5 separate regions of the Homo sapiens genome follow, and all the other regions are linked to region 4. A link is a contact called in ENCODE Hi-C or POLR2A ChIA-PET data. All regions are on one chromosome and are shown on one strand. The core of a region is the stretch at or near the end of the contact, and the rest is flanking DNA. Distances in the headings are between cores, read along the strand shown.

The links. Hi-C counts contacts between places; a loop is a spot of excess contacts on that map. ChIA-PET counts read pairs that join two places held with the same protein, here RNA polymerase II (POLR2A). Pooled maps may share reads with other maps.
Region 1: a pooled map shows a loop between it and region 4 (14-fold over the local background). The contact joins the promoter of WIPF2 here to the enhancer-like site in region 4. A Hi-C loop is called at or near these places in 1 of 37 single-sample maps with no recorded cell type and 9 of 50 pooled maps. POLR2A ChIA-PET finds 5 or more read pairs at or near these places in 1 of 52 experiments (activated naive CD4-positive, alpha-beta T cell).
Region 2: a pooled map shows a loop between it and region 4 (3-fold over the local background). The contact joins the promoter of RAPGEFL1 here to the enhancer-like site in region 4. A Hi-C loop is called at or near these places in 1 of 50 pooled maps. POLR2A ChIA-PET finds 5 or more read pairs at or near these places in 3 of 52 experiments (RWPE1 and WTC11).
Region 3: a loop to region 4 is called in a pooled map, with 2.2 times the contacts of the local background. The contact joins the promoter of PSMD3-AS1 here to the enhancer-like site in region 4. A Hi-C loop is called at or near these places in 5 of 50 pooled maps. POLR2A ChIA-PET finds 5 or more read pairs at or near these places in 3 of 52 experiments (Caco-2, H1 and activated B cell).
Region 5: a map with no recorded cell type shows a loop between it and region 4 (15-fold over the local background). The contact joins the promoter of FBXL20 here to the enhancer-like site in region 4. A Hi-C loop is called at or near these places in 3 of 37 single-sample maps with no recorded cell type and 11 of 50 pooled maps. POLR2A ChIA-PET finds 5 or more read pairs at or near these places in 4 of 52 experiments (H1, Panc1, activated CD4-positive, alpha-beta T cell and 1 more).

The regions. Positions count from the first base shown.
Region 1 is chr17:40,217,935-40,220,634 of GRCh38, reverse strand. WIPF2 (WAS/WASL interacting protein family member 2) reads right to left here and starts at 1,331. Exons shown (of 8, transcript NM_133264.5): 1 at 1,143-1,331. RefSeq lists enhancers at 712-1,490, 1,391-1,500, 1,941-1,990.
Region 2 is chr17:40,176,086-40,178,824 of GRCh38, reverse strand. RAPGEFL1 (Rap guanine nucleotide exchange factor like 1) reads right to left here and starts at 1,355. Exons shown (of 15, transcript NM_016339.6): 1 at 444-1,355. The coding sequence starts at 963. RefSeq lists enhancers at 1-226, 227-1,083, 1,475-1,975, 1,976-2,476 and a silencer at 1,314-1,443.
Region 3 is chr17:40,013,149-40,015,955 of GRCh38, reverse strand. PSMD3-AS1 (PSMD3 antisense RNA 1) reads left to right here and starts at 1,315. Exons shown (of 3, transcript NR_198981.1): 1 at 1,315-1,402; 2 at 1,597-1,718. CSF3 (colony stimulating factor 3) reads right to left here and starts at 516. Exons shown (of 5, transcript NM_172219.3): 1 at 442-516; 2 at 111-265. The coding sequence starts at 481. RefSeq lists an enhancer at 107-606.
Region 4 is chr17:39,752,710-39,755,564 of GRCh38, reverse strand. No RefSeq gene overlaps it. Among named protein-coding and RNA genes, the nearest start is that of GRB7, 16 kb to the right of the region's middle. RefSeq lists an enhancer at 5-54 and silencers at 545-1,274, 1,415-1,464, 1,505-1,644. Within about 2 kb of position 1,269, at least 35 of the 41 ENCODE cell types and tissues checked have a DNase peak (open chromatin) inside an H3K27ac peak, as active enhancers do.
Region 5 is chr17:39,400,218-39,402,917 of GRCh38, reverse strand. FBXL20 (F-box and leucine rich repeat protein 20) reads left to right here and starts at 1,292. Exons shown (of 15, transcript NM_032875.3): 1 at 1,292-1,557. The coding sequence starts at 1,516. RefSeq lists silencers at 143-307, 273-662, 913-992, 1,023-1,222, 1,253-1,682 and 1 more.

The DNA of each region.
Region 1 (2,700 bases), core at 82-2,581, 470 kb before region 4:
AAATATATATATATACATATATATATATATATATATATATATATATATATATATATATATACACACACACACGTTAGGCGGGAGTAGTGGTCACACCTGTGGTCCCAGCTATTGGCGGGGCTTAGGTGGAAGGACCACTTCAGCCCGGGAGGTCGAGGCTTTAAGGAGCCATGATCATGCCACTGCACTCCAGCCCGGGCGACAGAGTGAGACCACGTCTCTTAAAAGAAAAAAAAAGAAAAAAGAATTCCATCACATATCAGTTCCTTGCCTCAATGCTATTTTTAAGAACTTTCCTTCCTGATAAAAAACTCGACCATACACACTGCCATGCTGAACACTTTAACATTTCCATCTTGGCCGGGTGCAGTGGCTCACACCTGTAATCCCAGCACTCTGGGAGTCCAAGGTGGGAAGATCGCTTGAGCCCAGGAGTTCAAGACTAGTCTGAGCAACATAGCCAGACCCCACCTTTAAAACAAAAAAAAAAAAATTCCATCTTCCCTCACTTCACACCACTTCAACATGAACCCTCAACTCCAGACGTTCCAATGCGCATCTTAACATTCTCAATCCAACCTTTAACTAAATTCTGATTCCTTTTCAAAGAACGCTCTCAAGATTCCCTCTAGTGTAAGCAGTTTCCCGAGCCATCTTCCCAAACACTAGCTTTCACCTAACTCAATCCCCAAAATGTCACACTGGACTCCTCACCCACAGCATCCTGCTAATTAGCCGTTCCCAACAGGTCCTCCGTTCCCGTCTCCCTTTTTGCGCACGATTACCTCGTTCCTCACAGAGTTGCCGCCTTAACTCACCCAACCCTTCAGGAGCCCTTATTGCCTGTCTCTCAAAAACGTTCCTCCCCATTTTTCCAGTCCCCGCTCGCCCCATACCAATATTCGACCACTCCTCCCCAGATTCCCCACGCCCTCTCTCCTCCAGGTTCTTCCGATACAGTCCCCCGGCCCCCCGCCCCTCAGGCCCCACCCGCAAGACCCCTCTCCCCCTCCGGCCCCTCCTCTAATGCCCCCCTCTCTTCTCAAGCCCCGCCCCGAGCCCCCCTCCCCGCGACTTTCCCTCCCACTCAGGTCCGCAGGTCATTTCAGCGACTGACCCAGCCGCCCCGGCCTCTTTCCGACCTGGCCGCAGCTGCTCTGGGAGCGAATCCTCTGCCGCCTACACTCCGGCTTCGTCCTGTCCTGCTCGCCCCCCGGCAAGCTCTTTCTCGCCGTCGCCGCCGCCGCCGCCGCCGCCGCCGCCGCCACCGCCCCTTTTGCCAACCCGGAAATGGATCTGCTCCCACCGTCCCCAGCGTCCGCGAACAAAATGGAGGCGGGGGAAAAAGGAGGAGAGAGCAGGGAGCGGAGAGATGCGAGACGCATGCGCCCCTGGGAAGCCCGCCCCCTGCCGGCCCACGTAAAGGCGGAAGCGGTTGAGTGGACGCCATCTTAGGAAGGTCACAGGAATTCCGCTTACCAGCTAAAAGCTGGGTTTGCAACTTTAGCTGCAATTGGAATCACCTGGCAAGATTTAAATACTATGATGCCTGGTTCCCACCCCTGGAAATTATAATTTAATTCTGGGGTGCAGCCTAGGCATCAGGAAATTGTTGCAGGTGATTCTAACGTGTTGCCAAGGTGGAGAACCACTGAGCTAAACAGTCATTGTTGAATATACTCCTTTCGTCTTTAATCCGCCGCACACACACACACCCTCCCCCCTAAATATCCTTCCTTAATCTCGAGTTAACGAAGAACCCGCCTCGGCCAACCTTGCAAAGGCCAAGTAGTCAAGCTCCGGTTGTCATGGCAACAGAGGCAGGCCACTGCTCACAAGTCATCATTTACGTCATCTTACCCACCTGACTCGAACACCGTCTCTTCTTTCTCGGGCTGGGGTTTCCTCCAGCTTCCAGGGCTATAGGATGGTGCTGTGGACCCCTCCAGCTGCTTGGGCCAGAGAGAGAAATCCTGTGCCCTCTTTGATGGAGCTGCTGTTAAACCCTGACAGCTGACTAAGTATCTCTCCCTAGTCCACCCAGAAAAGCGCTTTCCATTATAGCTTCAAAATACTCTTGGTTTAATTCCATTCCCAGCACAGAATCCGAAGTAAGGGGGCAAGATTGGGACTTAGTCCCCATTACTTACAAGCTGTGTGCCATTGGGCCTTAGCTACCCTATCTGTAAAATGGGTCTAATAGTGCCTGTCCCGTCTGTCTCATAGAGTTGTTGCAAAGCTGAAATCAGTTAATGAATGGGAAAACGTGATAGAGCATAAGTTGTTATTATTTTTGTTTTCCTTCTATTCTGCCATGAGTAGTACTAGGCACCACCCACTAGTCAAGTAAATGTCACATTGAGTACCTGCTAAACACCAGGAGATGGCTACAGAGGTGACTAAGACAGAGCCTCTGCCCTCAGGGAACTCACTACGTTGGTGGGCAGACTGGCATAAACAGCTAGCTGAGATACAAGTCAGCGTGTGATTAGTGCTGTGGGACGTCAGACAAGGGAGCAATTAATTCCTGCTAAAGAATGGAAGGAGGTTTCCTAAATGGTTTGGAGCTGGGCCTTGAAGGATGAATGGAATTTTATTATTAATCAGAGAAGGCAGGGAACACAGCAGGCATAGGGATCAAGGACACGAGGTAAAGATTTTCAGCTGTCTACATCCTGCATGGCCATACGTGGGGCGATG
Region 2 (2,739 bases), core at 106-2,605, 420 kb before region 4:
GCGCTGTGTAGGCCTCTGAACAGTCAGGGACCCCAGGGTTTTCAGGGCTAAAGCACCTCTGGCGGGTGGCATGGCTGCGCTGGGCAGCTCCCATTTTAATGTGTCAGGCCCTAATTTGGGGCCACAGGAGGAGGTATTCAACATCAGGGACCCATGGGAGTCAGTGGCTCCAATGCCCAGGGGAAAGGAAGGGTGGCTGAAGGAGAGTAAGAGGCTCAGCTGCTTCTCCAGACGAGGGTGAGGCTGCTGTAGGGAGGAAGGTGAGTACTGCTCTCCTCTTCCGCGGGAGGGTCTGTACCTCCGCTAGGCCCCTAGCCGGCTTCCGCGGACCACTCAACCCTATAACCAAGCCCCGGCACGGCGCCACCCCTACGCTCCAAGGGCAAGGAAGAGGAGCCGGGGCCAGCCCCTGCTCTGGGTGTTCGAGCCCACCGGCTCCTTACCTGAGGCGGCGCTGTCCCTGGTAGCCCCTCCAGCAAGCCGCTCCAGAACCCGGTTCAGAAGATGCTCGGGCCGCTCGGGGGCGCCCAGAGGGGCCCAGGGCGGCGAAGTCAAGGGCTCGCCTGGGGACAGCTCGTCAGATGAGTAGGAGGAAGGGGAGCGCAGGGGCCCCCCTCCCCCGAGAGGCCCGGGCCCCGGCACCTCCTCCAGCTGCAGCCAGCAGGGCCCCCCGCTGCCCGGCTCCTCCGCGACCCCCGCCGGCTCTCCTCCTTCCTCCTCAGGGGGCGGCTCCAGCCCCGGCTCGGCGGGGGGCTCCCGGAGGAAAGCGGGGAGCAGCAGGCGAGACACGCTCTGACGCCGCTGCAACGACCGCTGTCCCCCGGCTGGACCGCCGCCCCCGCCGGGTCCCCCACCCCCTCCAGGCCCACCGCAGCTCCCCAGACCCCCGCCGGGACCTCCCGCCACCGTTCGGCCCGCCAGCTGCGACGTCTGCTTCTTCAGAAATTTCTCCAGCGGCTTCATGCCCCCCCCCGCCCCTCTCCTAGGGGTCGCCGGGGGACCCAGGTATCCCAGGCGCGGGCGGGGGGGGCGGCGAAGACACGATGCTCAGAGCTGGAGGAGCAGAGTAGAGGGCCGTGCCAGGCGCCAGACTGGGGGCCAGAGGGGCCGAGCCTCGCTGGCCAGAGTCCAGTGGCCAGTAGCCGGGGGAGGTGCCAGAGGAAAGGAGTGCTCGCTCTCAGCAACCCCCCATGCCGGCTGCAGCCGGCACGCGGCCCGAAGAGTGGGCAGGCTGCGGGGCCGGTGCGCCCGGCTCTGCGCTGCGGCGGCAGAGGCAGCGGGCGGAGCGCAAGGCTGAGAGGACGCGGCGGCGGCGGCGGCGGCGGCTGCGCTCCTGGCCGTGAAGAGGGGGAAGGTGGCAGAACCGAGACCGCGCCCCCTCCTCCAGTCCCCGCCCAGTCCCCGCCCCTACCCTTCCTCGGCTCGCCCCCGCGCCGCACGAGGCTTGAACTCGCGCGCTGGGGTTGACCGCGAGGGAAACAGTAAGGGACTTGGGTTCTAAGCAGAAGAAATTAAGGGCAAAGGTAAGTCAGAGATTTACCAATGGGGAAGGATTCCTGGCTCAAGGGATAACCGGGTCTCAGCATCATTTCAAAGAGTCAGGACAGGTCTGTGGCCTGGACACCTTCACTCACCTACCTGTGTACCCAAGTCAGGCCTACAGATTGCTGAACCCAAGAGTGTGCACCTTTCTCATACTCACAGAAATATGTGGAGTTTATCTTCCTTCTGTGAGAAGAGCTGGGAAGGCCTCTTGGGTGAATTAGCATTGCCACTGGAGGCGGTGCCCATCTGTCCTCTCTGGTAGGGCACAATAGGTGGTGTGGGCCTGGTCTGTGGGCAGGTACTGGCAGGCAGGTAGGAGCCAGGCAGGGAGCAGCAGGTTGTGGCAGGTCTAGCTGGGGTGAGGAGGGGATAATAGGCAGTGGGGAGGAGACCAGGAGCACAAGGGCACCTGAGCCCAGCTGGCAGCAGAAGGAAGCAGGGCCATGGAGACAGGTGACAAGCCCCAGAACTGCCGACTATCATCAAGCACAGAGCCCAAGTGTACATGGCCATGGAGTGGGAAAAGTGGTGCCAATTAGCACTCCAAGTAATCCTTACTCCTGATGCCCACACCAGGAGCATTCTGTCCTTAAGGATATGCTGCCCCAGAAGGAGTGTGGGGGAGGAGGGGGGTGCATCGTAAAGCCATGCTAAGTGTGAGAACATCCAGGTTAGACTTACAAGGTGTGGGAGTGGCAGCAGGTTCTCGATGGGTTGAGGCTCTCTGGACAATGCCCCACCCCTGTTTACCGAGCACCAACCAGGCAGAGACAGGAATGCTAATGGCTGGGAGTGGTAGTAAAACTGAACAGGGTGTGTATGACATACGTATCAATGTATGTGCATATCTGTTCCCATGTGTGCTAGAGCATGTGTTCACAGAAATAAAGCTTTGCACACCCATCTGTTTGTGGATTTGGAAACAGTAAAAAGAAGACAGCGCACAATTTTGGCTAAGAAGCTGTATTAGAGGTCTGAGTATCAGCTTCCTGTGCTCCCCTTATTGGACACTCCAATATCCCCTGGCTTGAAAGGGGAAAGTGGCTGGAATGGGTTGGAGCTCCCCAGGTAGCATTTTATGAACTGAATAGGAAGAGGGAAGGGCTTCTCTCCCAGCACATGCCACAGTTACCAGATTAAGCCGGTTGCCTTGGTAACCTTCTCTCTGGGCAGGATTTGGGAATTGTTGGTTAG
Region 3 (2,807 bases), core at 66-2,565, 260 kb before region 4:
TCCTAATATTCTCCCACGTCCCTTCCAGAGGATGTTGGCCCTGCAGTTCCATCCCCCTTAGCTCTCCCCACCGGGCTTCCCTCCACAGCCCTCTCACCCACCTCACTCACCAGCTTCTCCTGGAGCGCTGCGCCATCGCCCTGGATCTTCCTCACTTGCTCTAAGCACTTGAGCAGGAAGCTCTGGGGCAGGGAGCTGGCAGGGCCCAGGGGGGTGGCTTCCTGCACTGTCCAGAGTGCACTGTGCCACAGCAGCAGCTGCAGGGCTGGGGACAGAGCGGGCTCAGGAGACATGCTGTTCCCTACCACCTGAGGCCCTCTCGGGGACACTGGGTGCCTTTAATCCCCATTCCCAGAACGGGGATCCCCAGCCCCTCTGTCACACCAGCCTCCCTCCCATGCCAGGGCAGGCGGCTCTCCCATCCTGGGCCAAGACACTCACCCATCAGCTTCATGGGGCTCTGGGTGGCAGGTCCAGCCATGGGTCTGGGTGGGGCTGGGCTGCAGGCTCCGGGCTGTTTTGGGGCCCAGCTCTAGGGGGGCCTTTATACATAACCCCATGGAGGCCTGGGAGGAAATTACCTGGGGCCACGACTAAGGCTTAGTAATAACTTCCCAGGATTTATGCAAATTTGGTGTCCAAGACAATGCAGGGGGGTTGGAACAAAAAGCTGTTTGCGAAAGTTTTGTGAAATTGTGGAATCTCTGATCCTCCTTTGACGTCGCCTTGCCCCCCTCAAACTCCCTTCCTCCCGCTGCCCCACCCAGGCCTGAATGGCCCCAGAGTGTTTGAACAGAACAGCTGAACAAAGGCTGAGCCGCTGATAGACGCCTGGAAGCGGCAGCAGCCTGTGGGGAAGTGGCAGCTGAGTCGGGGTCTCCCTCTCTGCTCTGGCAGACTTGCGGGGGCAGTGTCCTTTGCCCCTCTCCTTTGGGATTCTCAAGCCTGTCCCCCAAGCCCCCAAATTCTAAGAGAGAAAAAAAGAAGCTGGTTGCTCCCATTCCTACCCCCAAACTCTCCGGAGGCTGCCTGTCTGGGAGACCTCCTGAGCCCCTACCTGAGATAAGGACATTGGGTCTTGGCTGCTGTGCCCACCCCACACTTGGATAGGCACCATCGAAAGTTCCAGGCTGTCCTGTCCCAAGTTGATTAGCTGGGAACTCCCCCAGAAACCCCCCCGCCCCCCATGACTCATTCGGCTAAAGCCCCTAGAATCCCGGTAGAGCCAGAGGAAACCGGATGTCTGTCCCGAATGAGGCAAGACCCTTCGAGGCGATTGGCTCACCTGACCTTCACCTCCTCGTGCACGACCCTGACAGTAGGGTCCCCAAGGGCTTTGGAACTGCGGGATTGGGACACGTGACTTCCCTGGTCATTCACCTTGAAGTGGACACGGGCTGGGGTGAGAGAGGGGAAACTGCCCCATCTTCTCATCTTAGAACCATGCAGCGTTAATGCTGGAAGGGACCTTGGAGTCGATTCCAACCCCGTGAACTGGGCCAGGGAAGGAAGTGCCTTGCCCAAGGTCATGGTAAGTGACAGAATTACAGCCTGGGCCTCTGGCTCAGACCTGAACGTTTTCTTTTTCTTTTCCAGATGGAGTCTTGCTCTGTCGCCCAGGCTGGAGTGCAGTGGCGCGATCTCGGCTCACTGCAAACTCTGCCTCTCGGGTTCACGCCATTCTCCTGCCTCAGCCTCCCGAGTAGCTGGAACTACAGGTGCCCGCCACCATGCCCGGCCAATTTTTTGTATTTTTAGTAGAGACGGGGTTTCACCGTGTTAGCCAGGATGGTCACGATCTCCTGACCTCGTGATCCACCCGCCTCGGCCTCCCAAAGTGCTGGGATTACAGGCGTGAGCCACCGTGCCCGGCCTAGGCCTGAACGTTTTCTACAGGCCACAAGGCCTGCCTGGGGCAGTCTGACTGACCACACCCAAGACTGTCACCTTCTGTCCTAATTTACCCCAGCGTGCCAAGAAACAGACATCTCTGGATGAGAAGTGGATGTGGTGACTGGATGGGGCCATCTCTGGTGCTTGGGGGCCCCCTGGTGGTCACCAATGGCAGGGACGTCTGATCTCACACACTGATCTCACACACTGTTATCTGGTCCGCGGTCCTGCAGCTCCGCCTTAGCTCTGTGGCTCAGCACCTTGCACTGATGTGGCCCAGCTCTGTACCCAGCTCCCTGGGAGTAGAGGGTGGGTTTTTGTTGTTGTTTTTTTGAGATGGAGTTTCGCTCATTGCTCAGGCTGGAGTGCAATGGCACGATCTCGGCTCACTACAACCTCCGCCTCCCTGGTTCTAGTGATTTTCCTGCCTCAGCCTCCCAAGTAGGTGGGATTACAGGCATGCACCACCATGCTCATCTAATTTTGTATTTTTAGTAGAGGTGGGATTTCACCATGTTGGTGGTCAGGCTGGTCTCGAACTCCTGACCTCAGGTGATCCACCCGCCTCGGCCTCCCAAAGTGCTGGGATTATAGGCATGAGCCACTGCACCTGGCCTTGAGGGTGGGTTTTTAACAGGACCATGGAAGGCAGGAGCTCCACATTCTTAAACATGTTGCCTGGCAACTATTGCATTGCACACCTCTTATATGTCAGGCACTTTTTTTTTTTTTTTTTAAGACAGAGTTTGGCTCTTGTTGCCCAGGCTGGAGTGGGTGGAGTGCAATGGCACGATCTCGGCTCACTGCAACCGCCGCCTCCTGGGTTCAAGTGATTCTCCTGCCTCAGCCTCCTGAGTAGCTGGGATTACAGGCATGCTCCACCACTGCCCCCACAGCCGGCTAATTTTGTATTT
Region 4 (2,855 bases), core at 20-2,519:
TTGAGGGAAAGCAGGCTGAGTCAGTGAATCCAGCAAAGCTCTGAAGTCCCAAGCAAAAGACAGTCGCAGACTCCCGCAACTATTTGGAGTCCTGGTTCCAATCCCAGCCCTCTCCCTCTCGGGATGAGCCCAGACACTTGACTTCCCCTTCTGGGCGTTGATTTTCCCCAGAGTCAGGGATCTCTGAAGGGCCTTCCAGCTGGTACTCCTAAGACAGGCCTCAACCTCACTGCACCAGCCGGGCTCCAGGTCTTCCCTCTCTCTCCTCTCCTCACTGGACGCTGGAGCTAGAGTAATAGTGGCCGGGCCCTGACTCTCTCAAGATGTCATTTTCCTAACTGTTCTATCAAATTCCAATCCTGGACCCCAGGGGTAGGGGACAGGATCCCCTCACCTGTGGAATTATAGGAGGCTCGGAATAACGCGCGCTGAGGCTGGGTCTGAACCCCCGGCCCCCGCCCTTTCTCAGGTTCTCCTCTTAATTCTGCGTGGACCCAGACCCCAGATTCCCGGCTAGGGTGCCTGGGAGAGGAAAGGGAGGCCGGCGGAGAGGGGGCAGGGGTGCGGCGCGCGGTGGGAGTGAGGGGGGTGTGAGGGGAGGGGCAGCTGCACTTCTGAGAAACAGCTCGGCGTCTCAGCAGCCCGCAGCCTAACCCCCTGCCTGCGGCTTCACAGCTCCCTCCTCCCGCCGCCCACGCCGCTCGGGGCCTCTCCGGGGGTCGGCAGCCCCGGCGGAGACGGTGTCTGCTGGGGAGGAGCGGCAGCTCGGGGGACAGCAAAGTGGAACCCATGGGGGGTGGGAGTGGACATGGAGGAAAGCGTGGGTCGCGTGACACCCCAGGAGTGAAAGGCCTCCCCTCATCGGGGTCCCGAGCGCCGGATCTCGGCGTGCCCGCGTGTTCCCCCGCTGCCCCCGCGCTGTCCTATCACAGCCCGAGCAGGATCCAGAAGTGAAACTGCCCGGGTCACAGCCCAGCGCCGCTGCTGCACCCCGCCCCGCCCTTCCGGGCACTGCCGCTGCGCAGGATCTCCCGGCGCTCGGGCGCCTGCGGGGAGGAAACGGGGGAGGGGCAGGGGAAGTGCCCCCGCGGGCATCTGCAGCGCGCGGCCGCTCTCCTCCGGGGTGCCCGCGCGTAACCGGGGTGGGAACCTCGAGAGACAGGAGCCCCGGAGGCCTGGCCGCGGCGACCGCACTTCCCGCGACGGCCGCTGGGTGTCACTGCAGCCGCGCGGCTGAATCGGCTCGGCGCCTGCGGGAGTGGGGGACGGTGGGACGCCGGGACTAGGCCGTCGCGCTGCACGCCAGTCTCGCCTGCCCGCGCCTGGAGGCTCCGCGACGCTGGGATGCGGCGCCCACACCTTCCTCCACCCGCCTGGCCAAGGAAGCACCTCCCGCCTCGCCCACAGACTCGCAGCGAGGCCCGGACTAAGCAACGCCCCGGGGCGACCGGCTCGTTGCTGCGGCGCCACGCAAGCCACGAAACCGATGGCGCGTCCCCTCGTGGGGCCGAGTTCAAAGAGCCGCGACCCCGACGCGCGCCCCCTGGCGAAGCCGGCGGCCTTCCCTCCGCAGAGGCACGAGGGGCCGCCACGACGGAGGGTGGCTCGGTGGAGCCTGGCGCCCGTCGGCCCCGGCGCGCGCATGCGACTTGGGTGGTGGCGGAAGGGCGGGCGGCGGGGCAGATCGCCTCAGGCACCGGCCCAGAACGGCTGAGAGACGGGTCCCCCGTGTATCCTCCCCTACCCCAACCTGGCCTGACAAGTGTGGGATCCAGCCTTACCCAGCCACCCCCTGGCCCCAACACTAAGTTCCTCCAGTAGATGTGTGGGGCAGGGTGCCTCAGCCTGGGAGGAAGGAACCCTCCCTTGGGAGGCCAAAGCGGGAGGATCACTTGAGGTCAGGAGTTTGAGATCAGTCTGGCCAACATGGCAAAACCCCGTCTACTAAAAATACAAAAATTAGCTGGGCGTGGTGGCGCACGCCTGTAATCCCAAACTACTCAAGAGGCTGAGGCAGGAAAATCGCTTGAACCCAGGGGGTGGAGGTTGCAGTGAGCTGAGATCAGCCACTGCACTCCAGCCTGGGCAACAGAGTGAGACTGTAAAAAAAAAAAAAGAGAGAGCGAGAGAGAGATCCCTGGAATCTTTTGGGAAATTGGGGTAGTGCCAGTAGGAATGCCCTGGAGGACAGGACTCAGGGCATGGGAGTTGGGCAGGTGAATGCGGATGACCGTGCCTGTTGGTCACAGCTGTGTGAGGGTGCGGGTGGCCCGTTCCATCCCTGCTTACAGCTTCCCCTCCAACTCCAAGGTCACAGGGCCCAGTTCCACTACCCAGACCCTAAGGAGATCCACGTGGTTGTCCTGAGGGGGTGGTTTCTGCCTTCCAATCTCCCTCAGTCTGCCCCAAACCACCCTAAAATAAACCTAATCCAAGTAAGAACAAAGTGCTTACAACAAAAATGCAGCTCCAGGCCCGGCGCGGTGGCTCACACCTGTAATCCCAGCACTTTGGGAGGCTGAGGCGGGCGGATCACATGAAGTCGGGAGTTCGAGACGAGCTTCACCAACGTGGATAAACCCCATCTCTACTAAAAATACAAAATTGCTGGGCGTGGTGGTGCATGTCTGTAATCCCAGCTACTTGGGAGGCTGAGGCAGGAGAATTGCTTGAACCCAGGAGGTGGAGGTTGCGGTAAACCGAGATCACACCATTGCACTCCAGCCTGGGCCACAGAGCGAAACTTGTCTCAAAAAAAACACAAAAACAAAAAAAGCGAAACAAAAAAAACTCCAGCTAAACAGCCCCCCCAGGTGCCCATCAAAGAAAAACTTGCCCCTTCCTTGGGGTAGATG
Region 5 (2,700 bases), core at 43-2,542, 350 kb after region 4:
ACATAATTTTGTAGTTTGTTGCTCATAGAAGGGGCAACAAAACTACAAAATCCTGTGTTATTCCTTCGTGGAAATTCGGTCATAAATTCTGAGACCTTGAAGGCCAGAGTTGTTAAAACATAATATAATATGATGACACAGATCAGCTTCTATACAAGGAGCCCGGGAGTCTGATGAAGTGTTTCCATCGGGAAAACGCCCCCGCCTACTCGCTCACACACGCTTGTTTCTCCCGCCAAAGTGACGTCAGGCCGAAGCTCTCACCAAACAGCGCCCTGATTGGCGGACAGGCAGGCGCTGCAGCCCATTGGGCGCCGGCGGCGGCCGAGCAAGGAAAACCAAAGGCTCTTCGGTCTCGCCCGCCCCACCCCCACGGACGCGCGCCCCGACCCCGGCCAAAGGAAGGGTTGCCCGGCTCCAGCCCTGCACCCCCGACCCCCGGCCTCAGGTGCAGCTCCGCAGCCATCCCCGGACCAGGGCGGGCACTTGGCCTGTTGCTCAGCGCAACCACCCTCGCCCTCCCGAGCCATGCACAGGGAGACAAGCGTCCGGCCCCGGCCCCCCAGGCCTCCCTGCAGCACCCCGTAATGTAATGCACTGGGGCGGGGGAGGCGGGGGAGGCGGCGGCGGCGGCAACCGCGGAGGCGCGGCGGCAGCCGCACTGCCCCAATCTAGACACATCCAGAAGAGGAGGAAAATGGCTCCGAGCAGGGACCGCCTGCTGCACTTTGGGTTCAAGGCGACAGTGAGTGACAGGGGAAGGGAGCTGGGTGGCCGGGAAGGATGCGGGTGCCTTACAGGATCCTGGGGAACAAGTGACGAGGGGCGACGGGCGCGGGCAGAGGCTGAGGTTCTGTGCAGGCAGGTGCGTGCCTGTTTGCCCGCGGAGGGAGGAGAGGGGGACACGGGGCAGAAGAGGGGCCCCCGCGCAGAGTGCGGTACTGCTCTACTCTCCCTCGCTGGTCCGCGAGCACGCGCGCACTCGCATCCGCCCCACAGACCCCCTTTTCCACACGCACAGGCACTTCCCTGCCTCGCCTTCTCCCGATGGGCTCGTCTGCCTCGGAGGCGCAGGGGGTCGTGCCGCCGCCGCGCACCGGCTGCTCCCGGGAGCGCCGTCAGGGCCGGCCCCGTGTGGGGGAGGGGTGGTCTCGCGCCGCCGCCGCCGCGCTCCTCCCCTCCCGCCCCTCCCCCTCCCGGGCGCTCCGAGGCCCGGGCGGCTCTGTCCAATGAGCAGCGGCGTTGCTGGCAGGTGGGGAGTGTTTTTGTTTTGGGTTGAAGTTGAGGCTGAGGAGAGAGCCGAGCTAGCGACGAGCAGTCGTTGCGGCCGCCGGCGCCGCGGGAGGTGGTGGAGGCCTAGCCGGAGCCGAGAGGTCTCTTGTTCCCGTCCCACGGTCCCGGCGTCACCCCTCCGGCGCCCAGTCCCCGTCCCGGAACTCCCGGGCCTGTCCTGGGCCCCCGGTCTGTGCACTCCGCTCGCCGCAGCGCCCGGCCCGGGCCGCACCCGCCGGCCCCATGAGGAGGGACGTGAACGGAGTGACCAAGAGCAGGTTTGAGGTGTGAGCTTGGGGGGCTCGGGCGGCGTGAGGAGGGCGGGTCGCGCGCTCTAATCCCAAAACGTCCGCTCCGCACGGAGCCTCCTCCCTGGCAGGCGCCGTCACCCACCCACTGGCGGGGCTGCCAGACTCCGCTCCCCTTTCTTGCGACCCAGAAGCCCAGCGCAGCCCGGTGCCCCCAGTCCCCTCGCCGGTTCGCCCCCCGTCTCTTCCCACCAGCGGGCCCCCGCGGGGGATTAGCTCGGGCGCCCTAATTCCACCCTCCTCCAGGATCGCTCAGCTTTCCATTCTTTACACAACCCTTGGCTTGCCTCCTTCCACCCAGCCATCACGGCTCCGGTCCACCAGAGCCTGCTGCTTTTCTCGCTGCTACCTTCATGACGCGTTTGTTGTCTGTTGAGGGAGGAAATTAGGGGATGGGTACCATTTCTCCGAGTTTGAGACCTTGGTGAAACTAGGGAAGTGGGGACGGTAGTTTGGGATGATAGAGGCTACCACGGGTTTTCGGTGCTGTGTTTGGTTTGGGTATTGTTCTGATACTTCCTCTGCTTTCCCGTTTAGTCTGTACTTCTGTAGCTCATTGTTCCTTGGGAACCCTTGGATGTCTACATGCTTTGAGATTGGGACGAAAGTTCAGCAAATCCATTCCGGTCTGTCTTTCAGGAACTTTTTCTCCTCTAGCGAGGGAGGTTTACTGTCCTGGAATTGAGGAGTGGACGGTCTTGAAAGCGTCTTTAGAGAGTAGTCATCTTGCAAGGAAGAGATTCCTTTGGGAAGTGAAATATTGTAACTACTGATGAATTACAGTAGTATAACAATATACTGGAAGGTTCCTTGAGGGTCAAGAGAAAGAAACTTCTACAGGAAGAGTAAATGTCACCTGGTCTTTTCTGGCAGAGAACCAGGCTGACCTGGGATCACTCACAGCTCAGTGGACAATCTCACTCGGTGTTTTTCTTCATCTCCATTTGAGAGATGAAATTGTAAGACGGCGAGACAAAAGTTTAAGAAACTCGACAACTAGGTTCAGGGTGTGAAAACTTTTAAGGGTTGTCAGTTTAATCTATTCTTTGATTTCTTATTATGCGAACTGGGAAATAATTTGAATTGATCCACGAAGATCAAGATAGGAAGTGTTTTGGGT